Linked DNA regions of Homo sapiens: region 1 is linked to region 2. The links are chromatin loops, found by intact Hi-C in ENCODE. Cell type or tissue: MCF 10A. All regions are shown on one strand.

Region 1 (8,000 bases), 130 kb after region 2:
AATAACTGTTGCTTTTCAATTTTCAAAGCTGTTGAGATATTACATTAAGTATTTCAACTCTTTAATCACTGTTGTTATAATTTGTTTATATTTGATGTTTATAATTTGTCTAATAAAATAGATTTTTTTAATAGACACCTATGGAAAAAAAGTTATATATTTTTTAATTTCATTTGGTCCTTTCCCAGTAAAATTTGGAAGAAAGGTATTTTCAATCCAAGATGAGGATGGGAGTTTGGCTGAGCCTAAAGGATGGGTAATTCTAGAGTTAAAAGTAGTGTGGTCAGCTGGGCATGGTGGCTCACGCCTGTAATTCCAGCACTTTGGGAGGGTGAGGCGGGCGGATCACTTGAGGTCAGTAGTTCCAGACCAGTCTGGACAACATGGTGAAACCCCATCTCTACTAAAAATACAAAAATTAGCCAGGCGTGGTGGCAGGCGCCTATAATCCCAGCTACTTGGGAGGCTGAGGCAGGAGAATCACTTGAACCCGGGAGCCGAGGTTACGGTAAGCAAAGAACGGGCCACTGCCCTCCAGCCTGGGAGACAGAGGGAGACTCCATCTCAGAAAAAAAAAAAAAAAAAAAAAAAGTACTGTGGTCTATGAGAGTGAGAAGAGCATTGATTGGGGAGTTTAGAACCTGACAATTCTAGCACTTTAGACAGGCTGCTTACTGTGTAGGAGCTCAACATCATTTTCTTCAGAGTTGATAAAATAATTACATGTGTGTTTGTGTGTGCGTGTGCGTGTGCACACACACACATGCATATGTTTAAAACTGAAATGCTACAAAAACTTTTTTAAAACTCTTGTTTTAGTCTTTGTCTTCATTGAGTTACATGTATAAGGACCTATATAGCAAATTGTATTCTCAGTAGAATACGCATGTATCAAGTAATTGTAAATGGGCATGCATGCCTGAATAATCAGTTTTCTAAGTCTCATTAGATGGGTTCTCCTAGATTATTTCCTAATGAAATTTGTATGTATACTTTATTTTAACCTAATTCAAAATCAAACAGCTGAAAAGAAACAAATTCCAGAGCCTTAAGAGTTGGAAGACACCTGAGAGTTTGTCAAAGTTGACCTTCTGCCTAATGCAGAGAGATTCCATTTACCTGGGCACTTGGTTTTCCAGCCTCTTTTTGACAAAGAAATCAGTGTCCTACAAAATTGCTCATTCCATTTCTGAATCTAATTGGTAGCTTTTGCTGAGCTAAAATCTCAGGAAAATCTACTTCCCTGGAACTTTAATCCCTTGGGCTTAGATATCAAGTTTAGGACAGGCTAAAAGGGATAATTAGGGCTTCCATAAGGCTTGCCTCAACCATAATTAGAGAGAGAAATTCATTTGTTTATTCAACAAATATCTGAGCTTCTTTTATATGCCGAGACTATGTGGTAGGTGCTATATAAACAGTTGTGGATCAAACAGAAATGACCCTGCCTTCATGGAATTATTAATATATTTGAGAAGATATATAATAATTAAATAACTTATTTCAAAATATAGTATGTGCTGTAAAGTTATATGAAGAACAGGAAAGCATAGATAAGCTTGCTAGAAAAGGCATGTCTGAAAAAGTGACATTTAACCATAGACCTAGAAGATAAAATGCAGAAAACATTTTAAAAATATTTGCAGCATCAGCCTGTATTGATTTGGCATTCAGGTCTTACTAGATACCATATTAATTTTGTGGAATGAGGGACATTTATAGACCCAGAACCTGGAGGCACTATAATTTCCAAGGCTATCAGGAATTATGCCTCCCATGATTTTTGAGGGACCTGATAGCATTGTAATGTTAACATGACAGAGGTTAACAAAATAATAGTGATGGAAAGATTGCTGAGTTAGAGAAACCCCAGGTTCTGGACCCAGCATTACCATAAATGTAGTTGTAGAGCATTAGGCAAGTAAAATAATCTTTGTGACCTCCAGTTTTTTCATCTATAGTACTATCACATTTTGAAGTAGGTAAGCTCTATGGATCCTTTTATCTCTTAATCTTCTGTGAACCTGTGCTGAACTTAGTCACTAATAATTGATTTAGAGTCTAACCTTTAGGCAATATGTAGTCCCCTATTTTAGTACATATTAAGTCTCCAAAATGTATAACGAAGTCACATCGCTGAAAGTTGAACAGTAGTCTTAAATGTGTTCATATACTGTATATGTGGAAGGAGGAAAGGTCCTTCTCAAGGCATCTTGCCTTTTTGATAGTGTTTTCACCAATGTATTTCCAAAACTTTATACATTCTTTTCCTTGATAGTTGATCACACAATGAATATCTGGTTGAAGCCAAATACTTGCCACCTATAGCAAGCCTAATAATTTGTCTTTGGTGCAATACTTCTATTTTGCCAATAATTGAACAAAAACAAAAATTCAAGTCAGACAAAGATGATGAAAATGCCAAAACTGAACTGTTGCTTGCAGGCAGCATCAGCAGGAAAAAACTCAAAATGTTTACTCATCAGCTGAGATATGAATATCTAAATTCTACATTGCAAACAGTGTTGTATAAGTCAGTGTATAATGAATAAACGTATGGATTCAATAGTTGAGTACTGTCTACACCATAATAGCTTTTAGTGCTCAGTTTCTGAGTTAAAAGGTGATAAGAGGGTTAGTTTTTCACTTGAGCAACCCATTTCCAATGAGGAAAGAAATCAGATTATGTTTTCCTAAGATTTCCAAATGCCACCTGAAAATAAGAACCCCAGCAACCAAAGTAGAAGTATATTCTAAAACTTAGAAAGGTTTTTTCCATTATTCTCATTCTTATTTCAAATTTTGAGATAGGTTGAGAAAAATAGTTGCTTTCCATCTGGCTGTCCTTTTGCCTGGGGAAAGTTGTGCTGTCATGTTTTTAGGTCTGACAAGAACTTAATTGTGTGAGTGATCCATTCCAGATCTAGACATAACTCTCCAACCCAGAGACTCTTCAACTGTCACAGAATAGCAAAAGAACTATTTGACCTTTTGTTCTTGTCAGACTGGATCTGCCAGAAGCCTCCCTCTACAATGTTATATATTCATATTCTCTATAAATTGAATGTAGACATTGAAGCATGACTGAACAGGCATTGAAGATGTACTTGGTGAGGTGGATTAACTCTACCCATCTTTAAATCCGTTGCTTCAGATAATTATAGATGAGAGATGCTTATTTGGATTGGATTGCTATTTATTCTTATGTTTATTTTACTAAGTGGTGAGGCAAGAACACAAAAATGTACAGTTGAAAGACAGATTGGCCTGGGTTGATTGATAAGTAATGTGTGGGGTGTTTTGGCTTCTGATCAATATTTGTATTCAGTCTGCAATCTATGTATAATTAAAAAAACAGGTGAGAGTAACATCTGATTATAATTTCTCCCCAGTTAATCTTCAGAATTAAAAGATAGTAAAAGCGTTAAGAAAAGGGCAGAAAGCGGGCCGGGCACGGTGGCTCATACCTGTAACCCCAGCACTTTGGGAGGCCAAGACAGGCGGATCACCTGAGGTCAGGAGTTCGAGACCAGCCTGACTAACATGATGAAACCCATCTCTACTAAAAATACAAAAATTAGCTAGCTGTGGTGGTAGGCTCCTGTAATCCCAGCTCCTTGGGAGGCTGAGGCAGGAGAATTGCTGGAACTTGGGAGGCGGAGGTTTCAGTGAGCCGAGATGGTGCCATTGCACTCCAGCGGGGGGCAGCAGAGCAAGACTCCATCTCAAAAAAAAAAAAAAAGAAAAAGAAAAGGGCCCAAAGCAACCTTAATCACTGTATTGAAATGATTTAGTATGGCTTTTGTAAGAAAGTATTTTAAGTCATGGTCAGCATCCCTCCCTGAACTTGGACATTCTACTGTTGCCAGGAGCCCTAGATTGGCCTGTGATCAACTAAGGCTCCAGTTAGCTGTTGTGCAGTTTGGACCCAGCATTACCATAAATGGAGTCCAGCGAATTTCTAGCCATTATCAGCACACTGGATAGTTTCTGGGGGACCTTTATAAAGAAGACACCAGGAGTTTAGGTGGTTTTTAAACTGTCATTCAGGCAGCTGGTCATTGAATTAACATAGCTCATGACTTTTCAAAAATTTTCTGCTATACCTTTACTGTTCATAATTGTTACTAATAACATGACTATTATTTAGGCATTGCTTTACAGTTCACAAACATGTTTCATGTATCTTATTTTCTTAGTTATCAAGACAATACATTGTGGACTTTGTTCCTTTGTATCTTACTGGTCATGAAATTTATTTGGTTTATTTGTTATAAAAATTCAAAGTTCCTTTTGGGAGGCCAAGGCCGGCAGATCACAAGGTCAGGAGATTGAGACCATCCTGGCTAACACGGTGAAACCCTGTCTCTACAAAAAAAAAAAAAAAAAAAAAAAAAAAAAAATTAGCCGGGTGTGGTGGCAGGCGCCTGTAGTCCCAGCTTACTCAGGAGGCTGAGGCAGGAGAATGGCATGAACCCGGGAGGCGGAACTTGCAGTCAGCCGAGATCACACCACTGCACTCCAGCCTAGGCAAAAGAGCGAGACTCTGTCTCAAAAAAAAAAAAAAAAAAAATCGAAAGTTCCTAATACTGAGAGAAAGACTGCAAATAAAATTCACTGCCCTCAGCTTCCAGAGAAACCAAAAAACATAAAACCTAATAACCAAAGAATCTTGCATCTTAAGCCCCAGAGTTTACTGAATGTGTCGCAAAATACTCACCTTGACCTTGTTCTACCCAGGGTGAAGGGACAGGAGAATGTGAAGGAAGATGATGTTTGATCTCAAATACATTGGAGTAAAGAGAAACACTAAAAATGGGGTAAAGGATCCTAGACCCAGCAATGTACTTAAGCTCATTGTGCCTCAATTTGTTATCAGTTTATACTCACATTTGCCACCTTCCTTTTAGGATCATCTTTGAATTGTGGATAGAAAGATACATGAAAGAAACTTTGATAGGAATTATTAATATCTTCCTCGAAGTCACAGACCTTTGATTTTTCAAGGTAATAATCTGAAAATAGATACATGGTGAGCCTGTGTAACAAAGGTTTTTTTTCTGCAACAGGTGCCCATGTACACAGCTGGAACTGTATTTTGCCGAACCTGAGCCATCTACAACTGTGATTCTTTGATTCATAACTTTCTCTACACACTAGCTCAATAAGAATTGCTGGTTTGCCATTTTCCTAGGAACCTAGTTTTGAAAAATCTTGGAAAGAAGATAATTCTTCCCGTTTATGATATATGAACTACTCCCCTCTGTATTTCTCCTGATTCCTAGTAATTTACCTATTGTAGCTTCACTGAATAGGAACTCACTATCTTAATAGAGATCTTTTATTTATTTATTTATTTATTTATTTATTTAGAGACAGGGTCTTACTCTCTCACTCAGGCTAGAGTGCAGTGACGTGATCACAGCTCACTGCAGCCTCAGCCTCCCAGGCTCAAGTGATCCTTCTGCCTCAGCCTCCCACGTAGCTGGGACCACAGGCACAAGCCACCACACCCAGCTAATTTTTGTATTTTTTGTAGAGACAGGGTTTTGCCATGTTGCCCAGGCTGGTCTTGAACTCCTGGGCTCAAGCAGTCCTCCCACTTTGGCCTCTGAAAGGGCAGGGATTACAGGCATGAGCCACTGTGCCTAGCCTTATTTTTTGGAAACGGTCTTGCTTTGTCGCTCAGGCTTAAGTGCAGTGATGTGTACATGGCTCAATGCAGCCTCGACCTCCTGGGCCCAAGCAATCCTCAGCCTCCCATGTAGCTGGGATCACAGGTATGTGCCACCACATCTAGCTAATTTTTTATAGAGACAGGGTCTCACTTTGTTGCCCAGGCTGGTCTTAAACTCATGGGCTCAAGTAGTCCGCTTCCCTCAGCCTCCCAAAGTGCTGGGATTACAAGTTTGAGCCACCACACCCAGCCAAGAAGTTTTTCTCTCCTCAGAGAGCTCTGGTTGTTAGAAACTTCTACCTGAGAATAAGGAAACCTGTCTCTCTGTATCATGCAAATGGAATAAAATAGAAACACAACTCCTCCTGTTTTCCAGTATAGAACCTCTAACTGCTCAGGTGGACTGTCTGTCCTTCCCTGAAGTGCTGCACCCCTCTGTTATTCATCAGGTCGTGTGTCCTTATAATGGGCATTTCTATTGGTACATAAAAGCTTCCCTCTCCTGTTCACTCAGCTGCTACCCAAGTTTCCTGTGATACCAATCTTAGAAGAGCTTTCAAGTCTCCACTGCCTCCTTCCTATCTGCCTTACAGCCTGTGGTGGTTGCCGAAGAACTTTAATTACAGTGTCAGAGTGTTCAGGGACAGTCCCAACTCCCTTCATGTGAGGATTGCAGAAATGGGCTTGGATCGTATACAGACAGCGTTATGAGGCATTGCTGAAGAACAGTAAGTTCTTACACAGAAGTTGTCAACTAATATATGCATTTTCTTTGCCATACCCCAAGAGGCAGGAGCTGATTCCTATATAGTTAGGATATAGCTGACCAATGTTCTCTTTAAATGTAATTTCCATCTGCCACATTTTAAATTACAGGTTTTTGCATCAGGAAACTGTTGGGTCCAATTATTTGGTGCCTTGGAAAGGGCATTAAATGCATAGTGAGAAGATCCTGGTTTAATCTGACATTCCACTTACTAGGTGTAGAAGCTTGAGCAAGTTAATTAATCTTTGAGTCTGTATACCCAGCTGCAAAATGAGGATAATGCTTATCTTACAGAGTGTTGTGAAAGCAATGAAGATTGTGTGAAAGGGTTTCATAAACTGACAAGCACTGCACAAATGTAAGGTCCCCTAAGGAAAACCTTTTCAAAACTCAAAATCTATATGAACAGAGATACTTATTCATGTTGGGTGGAATGTTTTACAGCCATTAAAAATTGTAAGAGAAAATATATTGAAAAATACAATCTAAAATGGTGAGTTTGCAATTACAACAGTGTAAAACCTGTGTACATAGACTAGAATATGGAAAAAATGGATTACAGGGTAGTGGAATTGAGTGACTTTTGCTTTAAAGACTCTTAGGTATATTAGGTGTATTCAGTTTAGTTCAATAAACTTTTATTGAGCTCTCACTCTCCCAATCCCCGTGCTAGATTCTATGAGTGCTGAGACAAATAGGACATACTCCCTGCTCTCAGAGACTCCCATTCTGTACAGTCTTGTCAAAGTTTACTGTGTATGTGAATCACTGCGGAGCGTATTAAAAATTCACATTATCTTACTCCCACCAGAAGATCTGATTCAGTAGGTCTGTGATGGAACTAGCTCACAATTTACATTGTTTTAAACAGTCACCCTGAGTAATTCTAGTGTAAGTATTTTAATTCTGTACTGAGAAACCTGCAGTGAGATTTTAATATTTTTACACTAAACGGTAAGTAATAATTATACAAATCTGCTCATTGAAGAAGTTACCTGTTTTCTCTGCATGCTTGAGCTGGTTTTTATGTGTCTCTATCAAGGATGGGAAGGCCAGCCTGCAGTGATACCCCTTGGAACCCTTGCAGTGTAGAAACTACCACACCTCTCAACTTTTATCTCTTTTCCTCACTCCATTTCTCCCCACCACTTCTCCTAATGTTTTCTTCTTTCTATGCAAGTGTTAATCTCCCACTCTGGTTCCTTCTATGCCTAGTACTGTATCAACATCCAGGTGCTTCCCCTTCCTTTCTCCACCCCACCCCCCAGCCAGATATGTCAATTGTATTGAAAACAACTTACATCTAGTTTACTAAGTACAAACTTGTGCTGGTTAATGCTTCTCAAAAAGTAGGAGTGGGCTGTTTGTTGAGATCAACAATCATTTTTTTAAAAATCCGATATGGAAATTTTTGTGTCAAGTTTCACTGTCATTTAGTTCTTGACTGATTTTCTTCTGATGGGTTAGTAGCTCTCAACAGAAGATTTTAAAAGTCCCCTGCTCAGGTACCTGTCCTGCCGATAGAGCTGGGGTGTACCCTGCACCCTGACTCAACAT
Region 2 (8,000 bases):
AAATATAGGAAAATTGCATCATTTTAATTCATTGTGTATTCTTTCAGTATAATAGGAAGAAATGTAAGGAAATAAAAGAAGAAAATGCAATTTTTATTAAAATGTCATCCTTAATTTCCAAGAAATTCTAATTGATGTAAAATCAGAAATCAGGTTCTAAGATTTCTGAGAAATAGAGTGTAGAATAATTTGGAAATCAAGAGCGTAATATAGACGGTAACCATTTTTCTTTTTGTTTTTTTTAGAGGGATCTGTGATTACTAAAAATTTGCCGTGTGTTTCACTGTAGTAGTTCAACCTTGTCTGTGGTTTTGCTTTTCACGGTTTGTTGCCCACGGTGAACTATGGTCTCAAAATACTACATGGAAAATTCTAGAAATAATTCTTAAATTTTAAATTGCATGCCATTCTCATTGTGTCATGGAATCTTGAGCCGTCCTGCTCCATCCTGCCTAGAATGTGAATCATCCTTTTGTCCTGCTTATCTGTACTTTATACACTACCTGGCCATTGTTGTGGAAGAAAAAACATAATGTTTATATGGTTTGATACTGTCCGTGGTTTTAGGCGTCCACTGGGGGTCTTGGAACATATCCCCTGTGGGTAAGTGGGGGACTACTATATTCTTAAATTGTTCTTCCTTGGCTTCTGTTGGTGTTGATGGCTTCATCTTCCCTGAAGCCCTCTGATTCAGTATCATTTTGAAGTATTCCAACATTAGGGAATTCTGACCCCTAGAATTATGATATGGTCACATTTTCACTTTTAGTAAGTATAGTGCTTGTTTCTATACGACATAAAAGTTTGTATTTGTACAAGACTTAGAATGGATGAGACTGAAAGAAACAGGCTGCCAGTGTAGCTCTTTTTTAGCTTCTCTGTTATCTTTTTAATTAAAACTTTGATTTTTGTCTGAAAGGATGTGTCTGTCTTAATCTTGTAACATGAATGTGAGCAGTGTAGACATATTTCAATGTGGAGCCATAATTTTCTTTCAAATTTTTTGTAAATCTTTACTACTCTGCTAGATGGAAGTAGCACGTTGATAATAGTAATGAATTGCACCAATTGATTATGAATGATATGGGCTTTCAAGACATATAGGTAATTTTAAAATTGAACACCAGCCTTGTGTGTACATCTTTAATATCTACAATATTTTGAACTCCTGTGTGCCAAACAGTGGATATTTTGCATAATTAATCCTAACCTATTTGTAGGAAGTGGTTCACAGCTAATGGATACAAACTTGATAAATAACAGATGAGCTTCAGTGATATTAGCTCAGTTACTTGGCTAATAAGTAGTTGAGCTAGATTCAAACCTACATGTCTCTGATTCCGTCCTACCATTCCACTTACCTGGTGGAAATAATGTGGATTAAAATCAGTTATATTAAGAAATAAAGAAGGAAAGGATCTTAGTTTGGTTCCAAAGCGCTATTTAAGAAATACCCTGGAAACTGATTTTATTAAACAGTATCTCTTTTGACTTCTAATTTGTTCTTTTCATTTATTGGCAGGATTTCCCCATCAAATATAAAGAGAGGCATCCTCTGGAGTATCTGCGACAATATCCTCACTTTAGGTGTAGGACTAACGTTCTGGGTTCTATATTGAGGATTCGCAGTGAAGCGACAGCTGCTATTCATTCTTTCTTTAAGGTAAGATCCTAAAAGTTCCCTCTTGACCCTTTAAACAGTTTTAATAACTGTTTAAAAACAGTTGTGTCTTTTTCTCCTGATGTTAACATGTCTGTTAGTTATGGGTTAGTTTTGATTGGTCTCTTCATTATGGGTTATGGTTTCTTGACTCTACATGACCTAGCTTTGGGTGCCAGACATTGTGAATTTTACCTTGTTGGGTGTTGTGGGTTTGCACACAGCTATTGATATCGCTTTGATCCTTTGAGGTCTTGCTTATGTGATTTGTTAAGCAGGTCTGTAGCAGTGCTCAGTCTAGTACTATTTATTCCTCACTGAGGCAAAGCCTTCCTCAGGTCCCGACCTACAGCCTTGAGAATGATGAGTTTTTCTAGTTTGTGGAACAGGTATTGTTTCCAGCCAGCATGTGAGCACTGGGCACTGTTTTCTCTAATCTTTTTAGATGGTTCTTTCCCTAGCATTGGATAGTTTCCTCACACAAATGCACTGATCTACCTAATACTGCAAGGTGGCCCTCTGCAGCTCTCTCTCTGATATTCTAGCGTATGAACTCTAGCCACTTGGGTCTCTCCAGACTCTGAGTTGTGTCTCTTCAACTCAGGGAGTCTGCTGGGCTCTACCTTACTTTTTCCCCTTCCCTGTGCTGTGGCCTGAAAGATCTCAAGGTAGTAAGCTGGTCTACTGGTAGGGGTTTACCATGTTTGTTTCCCATCTCAGAGAGAGATGGCTTTTGTTGTTGTCTTGAAAACTATTGTTTCATGAGGTTTGCTTTTTATTGTTACTGTTTTTGTTGTTGTTTTACAGTGTTTTTGGTTTCCTGTTTCTCCATCTTGGTCATAGATCTATATTTTGTGTAAAGTAAGCACTAATTTTAAAGAGTTACTGGTGTTGATCAAGTAGGTCTATCTAATGACTAAGGACATTTTGTCTCATTTAGCTTTGCTTCTCAACCATTTCCCTCTACCTGGGAAAGCCACAGTTTAATGTGGTTGACAAGTTGCTAAGGTGAAGGGACCTTCTCTCCCTGTGGATGGGAGGGCCCCAAAGACAAGGAGTGATCCAGCAGATAAAGTTTATTGTTATTCCACGTGGTTTTGTGAGGCTTCCTGTGGTACTTCTCCAGATCCACCTAATTTGCAGAGGTTGTGTAATAGTGGTTATAGACTTCCCTTGGGCTGTATCCAAATTCACACAGCCCCAGTCTCACCAAGAAGGTTCTTGCCCCTTGAAAAAGCTCCTTCAGATTCACTTTTGGTCAAAGAGCTAAAGAACATCATGGCTTTAAGGCATATGCTTTTGATAAGACAAAGGAAAATAAATCAAATTATATAATGTTATCCCATTATAGTTTGTAGGGGTCCAGTTACACATGCTGTCAGAAACTTTGCTATGCAGCTTCCATGTGGATTTTCAGTACTGCTTGAACCACACAATTGTAAAAATACCTTTTTGTTTTTTAACCACATGGCTTCAACAGCTGATAAATTATTAGTTCTGAAGGTTTTGTAGGCTTTTGGCCACTAGGTGGTGGTATTGACAAGTAGACTACACTATACATTGATTACTTGAAACTTTTAGAGATATGTAAACAATTAAAAAGTAAGACAAGCTAAAAAAAAATTGAAATAAAAAAATAAAGTAGTCAGGGTGCAGTGGTTCACATCTGTAATCCCAGCACTTGGGGAGGCTGAGGCAGGAGGATCTTTTGAGCCCAGGAGTTGGAGACCAGCCTAGGCAACATAGTGAGACTTGGTCTCTAGTAAAAATAATTAGCCAGGCATGGTGGCATGTGCCTATAGTCCCACCTACTCAGGAAGCTGAGGCAGGAGGATCACTTGAGCCCAGGAGGTGGAGGCTGCAGTGATCCGTGTTTGTGCCACTGAACTCCAGCCTGGGCAGGAGAGTGAGATCCTGTCTTAAAAATATTATTATTACTGGGCACAGTGGCTCACACCTGTAATCCTAGCACTTTGGGAGGCCAAGGCAGGCGGATTGCCTGAGTTCAGGAGTTCAAGACCAGCCCTGGCAACACGGTGAAACCCTGTCTTTACTAAAATACAAAAAAATTAGCTGGGTATGGTGGCGTGTGCCTGTAGTTCCAGCTACTCGGGAGGCTGAGGTAGAATTGCTTGAACCCGGGAGGCGGAGGTTGCAGTGAGTAGAGACTGCGCCACTGCACTCCAGCCTGGGCAACAGAGCGAGATTCCATCTCAATAATAATAATAATAATAATAATAATAATAATACTGTGTGTGTGTATACATATATATATATATATATTTTTTTTTTTTTTTTTTTTTTTGATACAGAGTTCACTCTGTTGCCCAGGCTGGAGTGCAGTGGCATGATCTTGGCTCACTGCAACCTCCGCCTCCTGGGTTCAAGGGATTCTCCTCCCACAACCTCCCAGGTAGCTAGGACTACAGGTGCGTGCCACCACACCCAGCTAATTTTTGTATTTTTAGTAGAGACGGGGTTTCACTATGTTGGCCAGGCTGGTCTAACTCCTGACCTCAGGTGATCCAACCACCTCAGCCTCCCAAAGTGCTGGGATTGCGGGCGTGAGCCACCAACCCTGGCCAAAAATTACTAAAATGAAATTTGAAAAACATTCATGGCCGGGCGCTGTGGCTCACTCCTGAAATCTCAGCACTTTGGGAGGCCGAGGCAGGCAGATCACGAGGTCAAGAGATCGAGACCATCCTGGCCAACATGGTGATACCCCGTGTCTACTAAAAATACAAAAATTAGCTGGGCGTGGTGTTGCGTGCCTGTAGTCCCAGCTACTTGGGAGGTTGAGGCAGGAGAATCACTTGAATCCGGGAGGCGGAGGTTGCAGTGAACCGAGATTGCGCCACTGCACTCCAACCTGGCGACAGAGTAAGACTCTGTCTCAAAAAAAAAAAAAAAAAAAAATTCAAGTGGTTGGAAATAACTTGAATTTTAGCACCATTCGTGATAGAGTAGTTACAAAAATAGACACTTTTTGAGTAGTAATAAATTCACTTAGTATTTGTAAAGACCTGGAGAATATAATTCTGTTACCTACCTTTATGTGTGATAGTTATCTACCTTTATGTGTGATACTTAGGATTAGTTGTTTAAAGAACCCTTTCTGTAGTACTATAAGGCATATTAAGTAATAGTTATATGTTACCTAGTATTTTGTAGTGTTTCTTTGATCTGTTACTTTGGGTTTGCTAAAAGATGTTAAGCCTCCAAATAAAAAATTTTCGTAAGTTTCAGTTTTGTTAATTAAAATATAGAAATGTGGGGGAAAAATGGAAACTTGAACAGTACTTTTAAGACACTTTAAGGATCTAAGGTTATTTCTTGGTTTGAGTATGAAAAATATTTTTTGTATAACCTTGTTTGCTCATAAAACTGACATACTTGTTATGTACTAAAACTTGGCTATTTAGAATCCTCAAGGAATGAGTCATTCAGTAAAGCCAAGTTTCTGAAATAACTGAGGAATTTTCTCTTTAGGCACCAATTTTTTCTAAATTCCAGTGGAAGTGTTCCTAAAATGAATTACTTACTTTCCCCTCTTCCTCAGTGAGCCAGTAGAAAAGATTCTGCTCTTTCTTTCTCAGTGAGTCGAGGTTCTTCCTGTGAGTATCAGGGATTGTTCTTCTCTGTATGGCAGCGTTTTCAAAGCCTGCCACTGACTATGTGAAGTATTTTTGTTGTTGTTGTTTTGAGATGAAGTCTCATACTGTTGTCCGGGCTGGAGTGCAGTGGTGCAGTCATGGCTTACTGCCACCTTAATCCCCCAGGCCCAATTGATCCTCCTACCTCAGCCTCCCAAGTAGCTGGGACTATAGGCATGCACCACTGTGCCTGGCTCGTTTTTTTTAATGTATTTTTTGTAGAGATGGGATCTCACTGTGTTGCCTAAGCTGGTCTTGAACTCCTAGGCCCAAGCAATCCTGCCTGGACCAACCAAAGTGCTAGGGTCCAGATATGAGCCACTGTGCCCCAGCCTATGTGGAGTATTCTTTACCTTTGTGTAGAATGTCTCCAAATTGCTATGCCTTTGAGTTCCTGTGACTGCTGTTTATGTTTTTTGTTTTTTGTTTTTTGTTTTTTGTTTTTTGACAGAGTCTCGCCGTGTCACCCAGGCTAGAGCACAGTGGCGTGATCTCGGCTCACTGCAACCTCTGCCTCAGCCTCCTGAGTATCTGGGACTACAGGTGTGCACTACCACACCGGGCTAATTTTTGTATTTTTTAGTAGAAACTGGGTTTTACCATGTTGGTCAGGCTAGTCTCAAACTCCTGACCTCAGGTGATTCACCCGCCTCAGCCTCCCAAAGTGCTGGGATTACAGGCGTGAGACACTGCTCCTGGCCTCTTTATGGAATTTTAAAATCTGTTCTTGCTGTCACTTTATGTTGTCTATGGCCTGCCTGTGGCTAGCAATTCCTTTCACGTTTCCTTTTTTGTTGATTCTGATTAAATAATAGTTATTTCAGTTTCACGTGAAAGAAAAAGATAATCTATTAGTCTTCTCTTACTGATGTGTATGGGCCGTAATGTATGAACTTTATAATTTTGGGATACTCAGAGCCTTATAAAATATCTGGTTTTAGAATGTGTATTAAAATATTTAAATACTTGGAGGTGATGGGTGGAATCTGAAAAATTGGGTGAAAGTGGTTGCTTTTATTTTTGGCCTCTTTTCTGGCCTTCATGTTTCTACTTAGGAGCCCCTTTGCTGCGGGACAGTATAAATAAGTGACACTGGAAACCTATTTGAGGCACATACTGACAATACTTAACCACTCCTTGCTATTTACTTTCCTTTTATTCTTTTTACTCCCCCACCCGCTTTCACTTTTTTGGACTTTGTTTGCACGGCTGTATTATTCTTCCTTTGTACTCTCTCCTTTATTAGCATTTGGTAACGTTAGGAACTTTGATAAGCCTTGCTAGCAGTTTTAAAGCAGCGAAAGCTGCTGGGCCCTTTTGTAATGTTTAGCATTAGTTAAGTATTAAAAATAATTCCCACTAGGTGTGTGATTTAAAAAAAAATCTCAGTTATTTTCCTAAGATTTACAGTGCTGTTTCTTGTGGCATTTGACCAGTTCTAACTTGGGCAATCATGTTTAGCCGTTAAATTTTCTCCTCCCTCTCCACCTCCCCTTCCCCACCCTCGTTTCCTTTGGATTTTTCACTTCCTTTCTTTGTTTACTGCACTCATGTTCATAGTTGCCTACGTTCATGTGGAAGAAATGTTTCATGTCCATGATTCTTGGCTCCTAGGAGATAAAAATTTTATGCAGTAATGTTATTGATCAGATTTTATTGGTTTTCTATAATGTGCTCTGTGCAGCACCTCTGGGCATGTTGCTGTCAGATTAAGTGTACATTTTAATACTTTCTGAGACTGCTAATTTAGAGCTTGAATATTTAATCAGTCCACATCATAAGGCAAGTTGTTGACTGAATACTTTGTATTATAGCCAGAATACTTGAATTTGAGAAGGATCATATTCGGGAGGTCCCTAGTAATGCATAGAGACAATCTACACTCCACCAAACTTGGCAGAGATATGTATTTAAGAATTTATTGTATTGATTCCAAGACCAAAATTTTGCATTAAGCATGTACTATCCTACATTTCTATTATAAATTCACTTTTCGTTACCTGCAGTCCCACCCTGCAAACATCTACATTGTGTGTAACCTTTTGCTTACATCCATAGTCAAAATGAAAGAAGCATAACCTTGAAGTTGCTGACTAGCAACAGCTTTTGTGGTTCACTAATGGAAATAGTCTCAGACTTTTGTTCGGAAGAGCTCCATTTGGGGACCTCGGTAATGGATGGATTTGCTGCTGCTCAGAATATTCCTTCAGGCAAAGGAAGTACACTGCCTGTGCCATGTGGAGTCCATTGTGCCATCAGTTTAATGACAGAGACCTCCTAAAGATCATTTCTGCCTTTTTTTGCTGTTTGTTTATTCAGTCTCTATTTGTCTACTTTTTCTCCTTTTTTGGTGGTTCATTACAATTGAGGTCATATTTCAAGATAAGTTTATACTGATCGCTTTGTATTCCTCTAGCAACGTGGGCAGCATCATTATGCATTAGCCTATAGTGTGCGTATGTGTTTGTTAAATCACCACCAAAATGTTAGAGAAATGGGAAGAGAATATAGTACTAAAGAGAGAGCATGAAGACCTAGGTTCTAGTCCTGGCTCAGCCACTGACTAATTGTGTAACTTGTGGAAAGTCACTAAATCTGTCTGGGCCTTAACTTCCTTATCTTTGAAATGAAGATGTTGGACTAGTTAATGTCTAAGTGTGTTCCTGAATTAAAATTATTTGTGC

The links. Hi-C counts contacts between places; a loop is a spot of excess contacts. Peaks named below come from ENCODE experiments on the same cell type or tissue, not always from the same donor. Only the 100,000 strongest peaks of a DNase experiment are listed, where the experiment ranks them.
Region 1: it touches region 2 in a loop (5-fold over the local background); 21 of 110 quality-filtered maps call a loop at or near these places.

What each region holds. Positions count from the first base shown.
Region 1 is chr11:78,428,105-78,436,104 of GRCh38, reverse strand. NARS2 (asparaginyl-tRNA synthetase 2, mitochondrial) reads left to right here. Exons shown (of 14, transcript NM_024678.6): 14 at 1-137. LINC02728 (long intergenic non-protein coding RNA 2728) reads left to right here and starts at 6,269. Exons shown (of 4, transcript NR_120564.1): 1 at 6,269-6,405. In MCF 10A, a CTCF peak has its summit at 3,688 (motif pointing right); no DNase peak of the experiment used is centred here.
Region 2 is chr11:78,559,795-78,567,794 of GRCh38, reverse strand. It overlaps NARS2 (asparaginyl-tRNA synthetase 2, mitochondrial), which reads left to right. Exons shown (of 14, transcript NM_024678.6): 4 at 1,523-1,663. Among named protein-coding and RNA genes, the nearest start is that of NARS2, 11 kb to the left of the region's middle. In MCF 10A, a CTCF peak has its summit at 3,196 (motif pointing right); a DNase peak (open chromatin) is centred at 3,184.